2 separate regions of the Homo sapiens genome follow, and region 1 is linked to region 2. A link is a loop called in an ENCODE intact Hi-C map of the cell type or tissue named here. Cell type or tissue: OCI-LY7. All regions are shown on one strand. Each heading gives the region's core, and the rest is flanking DNA. Links, peaks and the distances in the headings are about the cores only.

Region 1 (11,649 bases), core at 7,073-9,572, 130 kb after region 2:
ACGCACTGAAGCTTGTTTATTCCGAGTTTCCAGGAGCCATCTGCCCGGGGACACTGCCCTGGACCAGGCTGGGCTCTTTCTCCCCTGATTCCTGCAGGGCTGCTCCCAGGACTCCTCTGCAAAACCACACTTTCTCTCTCAGGCCAGGTCTAAGGGGGCATCTCTTCTGGGTTCTTTTGCATCCTTCTGATACTTTTTTTTTTTTTTTTTTGAGATGGAGTCTCGCTGTCACCCAGGCTGGAGTGCAGTGGCACAATCTTGGCTTGCTGCAACTTTCGCCTCCTGGGTTCAAGCAATTCTCCTGCCTCAGCCTCCTGAGTAGCTGGGATTACAGGCACCTGCCACCACGCCTGGCTAATTTTTGTGTTTTTGGTAGAGACGAGATTTCGCCATGTTGGCCAAGCTGATCTTGAACTCCCTACCTCAGGTGATCCACCCGCCTTGACCTCCCAAAGTGCTGGGATTACGGGTGTGAGCCATTACACCTGGCCTGGGCCACAAACATTTAATTCTTTAAGTGTGGGGCTTAAGGGCAGCTTTCCGGAGGAGGTGACAGCCTAGGTGTGTCTTGAAGGATGGATGTGGCAGGCGGAGGCTGACGGTGGGAAGAACCTTGAAGAGCTCAAGTGGCCAGGGAATGGGGACCAAGATGAGGGCAGAGGAGTGGCAGGACTCAGTCAGGGAGGGCCTTGTATGGCAGGGCTGTAAAACTGGGCTTTTTCCTAAGGGCAATGGGGAGCCCTGGAGGGTTCTAGGCAGTGGAGAGACGAATTTTAGACCTGAAGCCTGGTTCCCTAGGCCATACGGGGACTGCATGGTGACAGATGGGAGGAGATGGTCTGGACCTTAGGTGTGAGCTGAGAAAAAGCAAGTCATTGAGAACGGGATCCCCACACTCTGGGTTTCCATCTCCTCCCAGCAACAGGAGGGACCCTAGCCCCGACGCCTCTGATGTCGGGACGAGGGTTTTGCTGCCTGCACTTGAGGTGCAAGGCGGACCTCAGCTGTCTGCCTCCGAAAGCTCCCAGTGTCCTGGCAGGGGGTAATTAGCCAAGCTTCACAGGGCCAGGGACAAGGGCATGCTTGTTTGTCCAAGCCTGCTGTCCCACTGTGAAAATCGACATTCTTTTGTGTCCCTAAAGGAATGTTAAGCCGGGTGAGTGGCTCCCACCTATAATCCCAGCACTTTGGGAGGCCGAGGTGGGCAGATCACCTGAGGTCAGGAGTTTGAGACCAGCCTGGCCAACATGGCAAAACCCCATCTTTACTAAAAATGCAAAAATTACCCAGGTGTGGTGGCGGGCACCTGTAGTCCCAGCTGCTAGGGAGGCTAAGGCAGGAGAATGGCATGAACCCGGGAGGCAGAGCTTGCAGTGAGCCGAGATCGTGCCACTGCACTTCAGCCTGGGAGACAGAGCGAGACTCCGCCTCAAAAAATAAAAATAAAAAATAAAATTAAAAAGTACCTGGGTGTGGTGGTGGGTGCCTGTAATCCCAGCTACTCAGGAGGCTGAGGCAAGAGAATTGCTTGAACCCGGGCGGCGGAGGCTGCAGTGAACCAAGATTACACCATTGCACTCCAGCCTGGGCAATAAGAGCAAAACTCCAGCTCAAAAAAAAAAAAAAAAAAAAGAAGGGGGACACCTGTCAGGTAGTGCAGGGCAGAGGGACTGTTTCTGTACAAAGCATTTCACACTTGCCTTTTCATGTTGATTGGGCAAGAAGAAGAAGACGCCACAATCTTAGTCCAGAGCGATCAGCTCTGATAAAAGATTTAGCAAGGGCCAGGCGCAATGGTGCACACCTGTAATCCCAGCACTTTGGGAGGCTGAGGCAGGAGGACCGCTTGAGCCCGGGAGTTCAAGATCAGCCTGGGCGACATAGCAAGACCCCATGTCTACCAAAAAATAAGAAAATTAGGCCGGGCGCGGTGGCTCACGCCTGTAATCCCAGCACTTTGGGAGGCCGAGGCGGGCGGATCACGAGGTCAGGAGATCGAGACCATCCCGGCTAAAACGGTGAAACCCCGTCTCTACTAAAAATACAAAAAAATTAGCCGGGCGTAGTGGCGGGCGCCTGTGGTCCCAGCTACTTGGGAGGCTGAGGCAGGAGAATGGCATGAACCCGGGAGGCGGAGCTTGCAGTGAGCCGAGATCCCACCACTGCACTCCAGCCTGGGCGACAGAGCGAGACTCCGTCTCAAAAAAAAAAAAAAAAAAAAAAAATAAGAAAATTAGCCGGGTGTGATGGTGTCCACCTGCAGTCCCAGCTACTCAGGAGACTGAGACAGGAGGATTGCTTGAGCCAGGAGGTTGAGGCTGCAGTAAGCCATGATTGTGCCATTGTACTTCAGCCTGGGTGACAGAGCAAGACCTCATCTCAAAAATAATAATAATAATAATAAGATTTAGCAAGGAAGAGAGGAGGAAATGGCCAAAATGAAGTTTTTGTGTCTTTGGCAGGAGGATGTCCGTGAATGTCATCAGTGAGCCGGCGCCTGTCCCCCTCTACCCTGGAGCTGAAGGCAGCTTCTACACAAACCCTCCTGGGGCCTGCTCCGTGACTCAGTTTCCCTGTCATGTGCTGCTGCTGCTTTTTTTTCTCTTTCATTAGGGCTTCCCCTCCACCCTCCCTGCAGGGTCACTGGGCTGGTGCCCTGGGCAGGGAGGAACACCAGCATGTGGCCTCAGACCTCAGAGTCCTTTCTGCTCGCTCATTGACCTGTTTGCAACTCTGGACTCACAGCCGACGTTGCAAACTGAGGTTCCTGGAGTAATTCTAACCCTTTGGGAATCGCCCCACCCCCAGACTGTGAGCACACCAAGGGCATGATCCATCTGTCCAGGCCACCCTTGTGTGCCACTGGATGCATGAAGGAATGTTGACATCAGCCTAAGGTCCTGCGTCAGCTCCCAGTAGCCTGATGTCAGGACCTCAAATGCAGGCTGAGAAGAGAACATAGGAGATGGGCCTTTTATAAGGCCAACCAGAAGGTCAGAAGACTTGGGCTCCAGCCGGATGCGGCGACTCACACCTGTAATCCCAGTACTTTGGGAGGTCGAGGTGAGAGGATCACTCGAGGCCTGGAGTTTGAGACCAGCCTAGGCAACACAGTGAGACCCCATCTCTAAAAAAATTAAAAAATTAGCTGAGTGTGATGGTGCATGCCTGCAGTACCCGCTATTCAGGAGGGTGAGGTGGGAGGATTGCTTGAGCCCAGGAGGTCAAGGCTGCAATGAGCTATGATCACACTCCAGACTGGGCAACAGAGAGAGACCTTGTCTCAGAAAAAAAAAAAAAAAAGAGAGAGAGAGAGGAGGAGGAGGCTGGGTGCAGTGGCTCACACCTGTAATCTAAACACTTTGTTTGTTTGTTTGTTTGAGAGGGAGTCTCACTCTGTCGCCCAGGCTGGAGTTCAGTGGCGCGATCTCAGCTCACTGCAACCTCTGCCTCCCAGGTCAAGCGATTCTCCTGCCTCAGCCTCCCGAGTAGCTGGGATTATGGGCACATGCCACCACGCCCAGCTAATTTTTGTATTTGCAGTAGAGACAGGGTTTCACCATGTTGGCCAGCATGGTCTTAAACTGCTGACCTCAGGTGATCTGCCCACCTTGGCCTCCCAAAGTGCTGAGATTACAGGCGTGAGCTACTGCACCTGGCTTTGTAATCCCAACACTTTGAGAGGCCAAGGTGGGAGCACTGCTTGAGGCCAGGAGCTTGAAACCAGCCTGGGCAACATAATGAGACCCCGTTTCTACAAAAATAAACAAATTAGCCGGGCATGGTAGTGCATGCTTGTAGTCCCAGCCACTCAGCAGGCTGAGGCTGGAGGATTGGTTGAGCCCAGGAGTTCAAGGCTGCAGTGAACCATGATTGGGTCACTGCAACAGAGGGAGACCCAGAAAGAAAGAAAGAAAGAGAGAAAGAGAGAAAGGGGGGGGGAGGGGGAGGGGAGAGGAGGGGAGGGGAGGAAACACCAGGAATTTGCATGCACAGAGGAAGGCAATATGAGGACAGAGCAAGAAGGCAGCTGCCTGCAAGCCAAGGAGAGAGGCCTCAGGAGCAACCAACCTCACCAACACCTTGACCTTAGACTTCCAGCCTCCAGAACTGTGAGAAAATAACTTTGTGTTGTTTGAGCCACTCAGCCTGTGGTATTTTACTATGGCAGCTCAAGCTGACTCATGCACCAGGAATTTCCACGGGACTGTGTCACACTTGCAAACGTCATCTGTGACTATCCGGGTGGGAGGACAGCAGATCTGGGGACTGGGCTCTGCAGCCTTCCCAAATGCAGCTTCCTGTGATTCCATTCTTCCACTTTGGCAGTCGAATGAGTCAGTGGAAGATTTGCAAACACGGAGCTAAAGGAAGATCTGGAAAGGAGGAGATGCACCGGGGAGTGTGAAGGGCATTTGGAGCCCAAGCCCGTCCTTTCCCAGGCCCCTGGAGCCCACCCAGCTAACCACAAGCACCACTGAAATCCACCAGAGCAATAGGAAAATTAGCTGGGTGCAGTGGCTCATGCTGTAAAACCCAGCTACCTGGGACGCTGAGGCACGAGAATCACTTGAACCCAGAAGGTGGAGGTTGCAGTGAGTGGAGATCACACCACTGCACTCCAGCCTAGGCAACAGAGTAAGACCCTGTCTAAAAAAAAAAAAAAAAAAAAATGGGCGCGGTGGCTCAAGCCTGTAATCCCAGCACTTTGGGAGGCCAAGGGGGGTGGATCACCTGAGGTCAGGAGTTCAAGACCAGCCTGGCCAACACGGTGAAACCCCGTCTCTACTAAAAATACAAAAATTAGCTGGGCGTGGTGGCAGGCACCTGTAATCCCAGCTACTCCCGGAGGCTGAGGCAGGAGACTTGCTTGAACATGGGAGGTGGAGGTTGCAGTAAGCCGAGATTGCACCATTGCACTCCAGCCTGGGGTATAAGAGTGACACTTCGTCTCAAAAAAAAAGAAAGAAAGAAAAGAAATCAACCAGGGTCCCAGGGTGAAAATGAATTCAGCCAAACAAAATTCTTTTATTTCTTTTTTTTGTTAGAGATGAGGGTCTTGCTTTGTTGCCCAGGCTGGAGTGCAGTGGTACGATCATAGCTCACTGCAGCCTGGAACTTCTGGGCTCAAGTGATCCTCCCACCTCAGCCTCCCAGATAAGCGGGAGGGACTACAGGCAAGGACCACCATGCCTGGCTAATTTTTTAAATTTTTCTGTAGAGACGAAGTCTTGCTATGTTGCCCAGGCTGATCTTGAACTCCTGAGCTCAAATGATGCTCCCACGTCAGTCTCCCAAAGCGTTGAAATTACAGGCATGAGCCACTGCACCCCGCCAGATGTTTTGTTGTTGTTGTTGTTTTGTTTTGTTTTGTTTGAGATGGAGTTTTGCTCTTGTCGCCCAGGCTGGAGTGCAATGGTGCAATCTCAGCTCACGGCAATCTCTGCCTCCCGGGGATTCTCCTGCCTCAGCCTTCTGAGTAGTTGGAATTACAGGTATGTGCCACCAGGCTCGGCTAATTTTCTGTATTTTTAGTAGAGACGGGGTTTCACCATGCTGGTCAGGCTGGTCTCGATCACCTCAGGTGATCCACCCACCTTGGCCTCCCAAAGTGCTGGGATTACAGGCATGAGCCACCGTGCCTGGCCTCGCCAGATGTTTACTTCTTTTCAGTGGCTTGGTTTGGGCTACAGTTTTTTGTTTTTTTTTTTTAAGATAGAGTCTCACTCTGTTGCCCAAGCTGGAGTGCAGAGACATGATCTTGGCTCATTGCAACCTCTGCCTCCTGGGTTCAAGCGACTCTCTTGCCTCAGCCTCCCGAGTAGCTGGGATTGCAGGTGCTCACCACCACGCCTGGCTATTTTTTTTTTTTTTTGTATTTGTAGTAGAGACAGGGTTTCACTATGTTGGCCAGGCTGATCTCGAACTCCTGACCTCAGGTGATCTGCCCGCCTCAGCTACAGTCTTAAGCGAGGAGCTGGGTCATTCTGCTATGGGGCAAAGTGGGGTGCAATATCTTCCTTTGTGACTCAGTTTCCGATATGTTAAGTCTATACACCCGTACATTTATTGAATGTAGATTCTCATTTGAATTCCTCTGGGGACAGTCCTTGAGTGAAAACACAAACCCATTCACTCTGGGAATTCCTGCTCCCTGAGCACAGGTGCAGGCTGCAAAGACACAGTCACCTGTGAAACATGCGGATGCCCCCAGGCCTGGGGTCAGAGGCCCTGGAGGAAGTCAGGGGGGCTGCCACAAATCAAGCAGTTTTTCCTTGCCAAAGGACCCCCAACAGCCCAGCCTGGCCAACATGGCATAGCCCCATCTCTACCAAAAATACAAAAATTAGCCAGGCATGTTGGCGCACATCTGTAATCCCACCTACTTGGGAGGGTGAGGCAGGAGAATGGCTTTGAGGTTTGGAGGTGGAGGCTGCAGCAAGCCAAGATCGTGCCACTGCACTCCAGCCTTGGTGACAGGGGGTCTGTCTTAAAAAAAGAAAAAAGGCTGGGCGCGGTGGCTCACGCCTGTAATCCCAGCACTTTGGGAGGCCGACGTGGGCGGATCATGAGGTCAAGAGATGGAGACCATCCTGGCTAACACGGTGACACCCTGTCTCTCCTAAAAATACAAAAAAAATTAGCCGGGTGTGGTGGTGGGCACCTGTAGTCCCAGCTACTCAGGAGGCTGAGGCAGGAGAATCGCTTGAACCCAGGAGGCGGAGGTTGCAGTGAGCCGAGATCGCGCCACTGCACTCCAGCCTAGGCGACAGAGCAAGACTGTCTCACAAAAAAAAAAAAAAAAGAAAAAAAAGGATGCCCAACAGTATCTAGCACAGCAACTCCTCTACTGCATCAAGGGTGCCCGCTTGCCCACACTCAGCTGCAAGCTGCTGTCTCTCCAAGTTTCTTGTCGGCCTGAGGCCTAGAGAAGAAAGCCGGTGTGTCATGAGTCCCCTCTCACCACTGACATTCCTGACAACTCCCCATCAGGAAGGAAGCACTGGGGCTGGAGACCGATGGTCCCTCTGGTCCCTTTGCCCTGGGTTTGGGATTCGCACCCAGGAGACCCATGGAATCACTGAGACCCCAGTCACAGCAGGGGCTCCAGGTGGGTGAAGGGGGCGGTGGGGTCTCTAAACCAGGGTACGGATGGGTTGAGGGGTTTCTTGTTCAGGGTGAGGGCAGGGTGGAGGTCTCTAAGTCAGGGTGGGGTGGGGTGGGGTGTAGTCCTGGTCTCTGTCCCCCACTCCTTTGGGTGACTTTTATACAGGTTTCTTCCCCCAGCGTGCTGGTCCTAGGTTTGGAAGATGAGGTGGGGGAGGTGCACGTGTATGGTAAATTGCTTTTGGTTTTGATTACAAAATAACGTACATATGAAGTGGCTCTCCAATGTATAGGCATGACTTCAGGATAAGAAAATAAACACCTATGTGAAGGACGCCTGGCTCAAGAAATAGAACTTTCCAGGTATCTTGGAATCCCCTAGTTTCCCCTCTCCATTCCCTCCCCTCCCTAAACATACCTGCTTAGCTGAATTTTGGTTTTCTTCCCTTTTCTTTTCTTTCTTTTTTATTTTATTTTTATTTATTTATTTATTTTGAGTCAGAGTCTTGCTCTGTCGCCCAGGCTGGAATACAGTGGCACGATCTCGGCTCACTGCAATCTCCGTCTCCCGGGTTCAAGCAATTCTCCTGCCCCAGCCTCCCGAGTAGCTGGGACTACAGGCATGTGCCACCACGCCCAGCTAATTTTTGTATTTTTAGTAGAGATGGGGTTTCACCATGTTGGCCAGGCTGGTCTCGAACTCCTGGCCTCAAGCAGCTCTCCTGCGTCAGCCTCACAAATAGCTGGGACTAGAGGCATGAGCTACCACACCCAGCTGCTGCTTTTTTTTTTTCCTGATAAAATTAAGTTTGTTCACTTTACAAAGTGAGCTTCACTTTGCAAAGTGATCCTTCACTTTGCAAAGTAATTTCAGAAGAGTGGTAAATAAGCTGTAGTTATGAATTTAAAATACAGATTTATTTTTAATCCAAGTTTTCAGGGAAAGTAACTTAGAGTGAGACATGCTTGCTTTAAATAACAAATCTATAAATGACACAAATCAGTATGTTAGGATGCTAGAGGACCCTGGAACATTTCAATTCAATTTCTTCATTTTAGGAAATAGGGAACTGAAGGTTATCTCTGGCAATCTGGAGAGGCCAGGAACCCACCGCAGGCCCCCTGGAGATGGAGAGGGAAACAGGCGGGTAAAGAAAGCCCCTCTACTTAGATGGGCTTCTTGGACCTGAACAGCTGCATGTCTGGATGTGGTGGGCTGTGAAATGATCCCTGCCTTGCTGGGTGGTGGGGGTGGAGGTGGCAGCCAGCTCAGCTTGGGACTTGTCTCCAAGGACCAGCTGTGCCCCTGGGTCCTGGCCTCCTGCACCTTTGGGTCCCACCAGTGAGCCTGGCTCTGCAGGTCACCTGCGCTCGGCGTGCCCTTGGCCCTGGTCTCCCACCCTGCATGTGCCCTGCTGGCAGCCACCCACAGTGTCCCCTGCAGGCAGGTGCGTGTCCCTGCAAGCACAACCCAAGCTTTTCTTCCAAAGTCATATTCCAGCCTTCTTAAAATGTGGGTTAGGGCCAGGCACCGTGGCTCACGCCTGTAATCCCAGCACTTTGGGAGGCCAAGGCGGGTGGACCACAAGGTCAGGAAATCGAGACCATCCTGGCCAACATGGTGAAACCCCGTCTCTACTAAAACACACACACAAAAAATTAGCTGGGCATGGTGGTGTGTGCCTGTAGTCCCAGCTACTAGGGAGGCTGAGGCAGGGGAATCGCTTGACCCTGGGAGGCTGAGGTTGCAGTGAGCCGAGATCGCGTCACTGCACTCCAGCCTCGGCGACAGAGCAAGACTGCGTCTCAAAAAAAAAAAAAAAAAAGTGGAATTGGGGTCGGGCGCCGTGGCTCATGCCTGTAATCCCAGCACTTTGGGAGGCCAAGGGGGCAGATCACTTGAGGTCAGGAGTTTGAGACCACCCTGGGCAACATGGTGAAACCCTGTCTACTAAAAATACAAAAATAAGCCGGGCATGGTGGCACACACTGTAGTCCCAGCTACTCAGGAGGCTGAGGCAGAAGAATCGCTTGGACCTGGGAGGCAGAGGTTGCAGTGAGCCGAGATGGTGCCACTGCACTTACTCTGGGCAACAGAGCGAGATTCTGTCTAAAAAAAAAAAAAAAATCCTGTTTCCCCAGGAAACCCCTCTTCCATGGCTGCAACTGGTTCTCCGGAATACTCCTTCCTTCTCCTACCCACAGTCCAACCAGGCTGAGGCCACAGATACTTGGAACTCCTCATCCCTGTCCTTACTTTTTTTGCCTCAAGTAAGAAATCAGATGACACATCAGACCCAGGTCCCGGGGAACTCCCTGGGAAATCAGACACTGGCAGCCCAAGGGTGTTTTTTTTTGTTTTGTTTTGTTTTGAGACGGAGTCTCGCTCTGTCGCCCAGGCTGGAGTGCAGTGGTGCCATCTCAGCTCACTGCAACCTCTGCCTTCTGGGTTCAAGCGATTCTCCTGCCTCAGCCTCCTGATGCACGCCACCATGCCTGGCTAATTTTTTGTATTTTTAATAGAGACGGGTTTCACCGTGTTAGCCAGGATGGTCTCCATCTCCTGACCTTGTGATCCGCCCACCTCGGCCTCTCAAAGTGCTGGGATTACAGGTGTGAGCCACTGTGCCCAGCCCCAAGGGTGTTTTTTTAAAGACAGAGGATATGGGATGGGGTGGTGCAGCTTTGCTCAGAATCCTCATCCTCAAGGTCAAAAAAATAAGAAAAAAAATTGAGTTAAGTCCAGGCGTGGTGGCTCATGCCTATAATCCCAACACTTTGGGAGGCCGAGGCGGGTGGATCACTTGAGGTCAGCAGTTCGAGACCAGCCTGGCCATCATGGTGAAACCTCGTCTCTACTAAAAATATAAAAATTAGCCAGGTGTGGTGGCGTGTGCCTGTAGTCCCAGCTACTCGAGAGACTGAGGCAGGAGAATTGCATGAACCCAGGAGGCAGAAGTTGCAGTGAGCCGAGATCATGCCACTGCACTCCAGTCTGAGTGACAGAGTGAGACTCCATCTTAAAAAAAAAAAAAAAAAAAAATTTTGAGCAAAATCCAACCCCACTGGAAATCAGAAAAAGGAAGAAAAAAAAAAGATTATGGGAAAAAAATATAGAATCTTGGTCCTATGTCCAGGCATGGTGGCTCCTGCCTATCCCAGTGCTTTGGGAGGCCAAGGCTGGAGCATCGCTTGAAGCCAGGATTTTGAGACCAGCCTGGGCAACCTAGCAAGACCCCCATCTCTACAGAAAAACCTTTTTTTTTTTTAGATGAAATTTTGCTCTTGTTGCCCAGGCTGGAGTGCAATAGCACGATCTCGGCTCACTGCAACCTCTGCCTCCCGGATTCAAGCGATTCTCCTGCCTCAGCCTCCCGAGTACCTGGGATTACAGGCACCCACCACCACGTCCAACTAATTTTGTATTTTTGGTAGAGGTGAAGTTTCACCATGTTGGCCAGGCTGGTCTCAAATTCCCGACCTCAGGTGATCCACCTGCCTCGGCCTCCCAAAATGGTGGGATTACAGGTGTGACCACCTCGCCTGACCGAGGTCTCTCTCTCTTTTTTTTTTTTTTTTTTTTGAGACGGAGTCTCGCTCTATTGCCCAGGCTGGGCTGGAGTGCAGTGGCACTGTCTCACCTCTCTGAAAACTCCGCCTCCCGGGTTCACGCCATTCTCCTGCCTCAGCCTCCCGAGTAGCTGGGACTACAGTCGCCCGCCATGATGCCCGGCTAATTTTTTGTATTTTTAGTAGAGATGGGGTTTCACCGTGTTAGCCAGGATGGTCTCAATCTCCTGACTTCATGATCTGCCTGCCTCGGCCTCCCAAAGTGCTGGGATTACAGGCGTGAGCCACCACCCCCAGCCAGTCTCCTTTTTTTATAGGGCTCCTCTCACAGTGCCTGGCTCACTGGAAGTTTACAGTAGAGTACAGGGATTGTCACTCACACAGAGCGAGGATTGCCAGGGATTTGTTTGTACCAGAGGCTGGAGTAGAGTTTAGGAAACCACAGGGCATTCCTAGTGTCTAACCAGCCAGGGCCAGGCAGGCTTTCCATCCTTCCTTTGGTGCAAACGCCCTCGCAGTTGACTCATTCCCCAACCCTGAGGTCTGCGGCCCCCATCCCCCAGCCACACCACTTCCCCATTAGCATGGTGGCCCCTCTGGTCTCTGCCGTTCTAGCTTCCTGTCCATGCCTCCTGGTTCAGCCCAGATGTGGCCGTGGCCCATCCTCCACTCCCCTGGGAGGACAGATCTGGCTCAGGGCTGTCTGCAGTCTTGAATCCCTCTCCTCTCTCCTCTGAAGCCAGGGTAAAGCACACACCACACAGCCTGGCCCACAGCAGGACTGATTCTAGTACATTCCCAGATGGTCTATGTCAGCTGGGAATGCTTGACTTCCTGTTTTGTTTTCCGTCAGCAATCCTAAACCAGAACTTTCTTTCCCATAAGAATGATTTCTTCAGGTTGCTGACACGGTGACACCACTTTGAAAAGGAGGGAAGTTTGGAGCACTTTTTGTTTAGATCAGAATTTAAA
Region 2 (2,500 bases), core at 1-2,500:
ACTTTATCACCAAGGCTGGAGTGCAGTGGCGCAATCCTAGCTCACTGCAGCCTCAAACTCCTGGGCTTGAGTGATCCTCTTGCCTTAGCCTCCTGAGTAGCTGAGGCTACAGGCATGCGCCACCACACCTAGCTAATTTTTAAAATTTTTATTACTATTTTTTGAGACAGTTTTGTGCTTGTTGCCCAGGCTGGAGTGCAATGGTGCGATCTCGGCTCACTGCAACCTCCACCTGCCAGGTTCAAGCGATTCTCCTGCCTCAGCTTCCCGTGTAGCTGGGATTACAGGTGTGCGCCACCCTACCCAGCTAATTTTGTATTTTTTTTTTTTTTTGGTTTTTTTTTTTTTTGAGATGGAGTCTCGCTCTGTCGCCCAGGCTGGAGTCCAGTGGCGCGATCTCGGCTCATTGCAAGCTCCGCCTTCCGGGTTCATGCCATTATCCTGCCTCAGCCTCCAGAGTAGCTGGAACTACAGGTGCCCGCCACCACGCCCAGCTAATTTTTTTTTGTATTTTTAGTAGAGATGGGGTTTCACCGTGGTAGCCAGGATGGTCTTGATCTCCTGACCTTGTGATCCGCCCGCCAGATGGAGTTTCACCATATTGGCCAGGCTGGTCTCAAATTCCTGACCTCAAGTGACCCACCGGCCTCGGCCTCCCAAAGTGTTGGGATTACAGACATGAGCCACTGTGCCCAGCCTTTTTAAAATTTTTTTTTTTTAATAGAGAGAGGGTCTCGCTATATTGTCCACCCTACCCGGCTAATTTTGTATTTTCAGTAGAGACGGAGTTTTACCATATTGGCCAGGCTGGTCTCAAACTCCTGGGCTCAAATGATCCTCCTGCCTTGGCCTCCCAAAGTGCTGGGGTTACAGGCGTGGGCCACTGCGCCCAACCTATAACTTTTTTAAGAAGGGAAGAAAACACAAATCAAAAAGAGCAGGGTGAATCTGGAATCAAGTTTGCCTGCAACAGCACCCTCCCTGAGGGACCCTACTGTAAAGCTTCTTGCAGAATGCATCTTTGTGTGTATTCTTAGTGACGTTTCAAGGATTTTCTCCAGAGAGGTCTGCCTGCACGGGAGGGACCTGGGAGGCCCGAGGCGCCCCTCACCTCTTGTTTCTGAGCTTTGTCCTGCTGGTGGATGCCGTTTGCAGAACCGGAATTGCCGATGGTCTGGAAGAGTTAGGGGAGACACTGAGCCAGGTGCACCAGGCAGCAGTTCCCGATTTTCCCACTAGATGGCGAGGTCTTCCCATGGGACCGTCTCAGGCTCCAAATTCCAACCCCTTCAGCCTGGGGCTCCCAGCACCCCCAAAGACCAAGCCTCTAGGGGTAAGGCTGCATCTTCCTTCTTAGTCTAAGCTCCTCAGGGCAAAGCCATGTGCCCCTTGAACTGGGGGTTCCAGAGGGCAGGGCTCCCTCCCCTTTCAGCTGGGTTCCCAGGACAGAGCTGCCTCCCGCTTTAGATCAGGGTTCCTGGGCCAGGGCTGCCTCCCATTTCTGATGGAGGTTCCTGGGACAGCGCCACCTCCCCCTTCAGACCAGGGTTCCCGGGACAGAGCTGCCTCCCCCTTCAGACCAGGGTTCCGGGACAGAGCTGCCTCCCTCTTCAGATCAAGGTTCCCGGGACAGAGATGCCTTCCCTTTCAGACTAGGGTTCCCAGGACAGAGCTGCCTCTCCCTTCAGATCAAGGTTCCTAGGACAGAAATGCCTCCCCCTTCAGACTAGGGTTCCCGGGACAGAGCTACCTCCCCCTTCAGACCGGGGGCTTCTGGGACAGAGCTGCCTCCCCCTTCACATCAGGGTTCCTGGGACAGAGCTGCCTCCCCCTTCAGACCAGGGGTTCCCGGGACAGAGCTACCTCCCCATTCAGACCCGGGTTCCTGAGACAGGGCTGCCTCCCCCTTCAGACTGGGGTTCCCAGGACAGAGCTGCCTCCTTCTTCAAACCAGGGTTTCTGGGACAGGGCTACCTCCCCCTTCAGACCAGGTTCCTGGGACGAGCTCCCTACCTCCTCAGACTGGGGTTTTAAAGACAAGGCTGCCTCCCGCATCAGACGGGGGCTCCGAGGACACTGCCCCGTGGCTTGCCTCCTGGTGGGCCCTGTCAGCCGCGGCTCACCTGGGCCTTGTCAGGGCAGCTCCTCATGGCCTCCATCAGCTTCTCCACCTGCTGAGCCTGGTCCAGCGCATCCCGCAGGGCGTCCTCCGTGCTCATCAGCTGGTGCTGCAGCCGCAGAAGCTCGGGCGCCGAGGACCGGTCGATGAGGGAGTAGCGCCTCTGATCCGACAGGGATTTCTCTTTGTCCTGGAAGTGGCAGGAGAGTGGAAGAGTACATGAGTGTGCGTGTGTGTGTTGGTGGGCGTCTCAACTCTAGGCAGGAAAGTCTTCCAGCCTCACTTTGTCTCTGGGTTCCAAGCCTGGGCATCACCCAGAGGTCCCTCAGGCCTCTGTGAGGTGCTCCATGGTCTCCAAGTGGGGAACCCAGGACCCCATCC

The links. Hi-C counts contacts between places; a loop is a spot of excess contacts. Peaks named below come from ENCODE experiments on the same cell type or tissue, not always from the same donor. Only the 100,000 strongest peaks of a DNase experiment are listed, where the experiment ranks them.
Region 1: it touches region 2 in a loop (6-fold over the local background); 15 of 110 quality-filtered maps call a loop at or near these places.

The regions. Positions count from the first base shown.
Region 1 is chr7:74,272,364-74,284,012 of GRCh38, reverse strand. LOC107986742 (a long non-coding RNA gene) reads left to right here. Exons shown (of 2, transcript XR_001745024.2): 2 at 2,463-3,158. Among named protein-coding and RNA genes, the nearest start is that of CLIP2, 11 kb to the left of the region's middle. RefSeq lists a silencer at 900-1,194 and enhancers at 715-1,345, 4,497-5,127, 9,331-9,400, 9,691-9,740, 11,099-11,188 and 1 more. In OCI-LY7, for the core only: CTCF peaks have their summits at 8,361 and 8,561 (motif pointing left); a DNase peak (open chromatin) is centred at 8,522; H3K27ac peaks cover 466 bases.
Region 2 is chr7:74,400,179-74,402,678 of GRCh38, reverse strand. CLIP2 (CAP-Gly domain containing linker protein 2) reads right to left here. Exons shown (of 17, transcript NM_003388.5): 15 at 2,124-2,309; 16 at 1,112-1,174. Among named protein-coding and RNA genes, the nearest start is that of GTF2IRD1, 52 kb to the left of the region's middle. In OCI-LY7, for the core only: CTCF peaks have their summits at 1,042 and 1,244 (motif pointing right); a DNase peak (open chromatin) is centred at 1,228.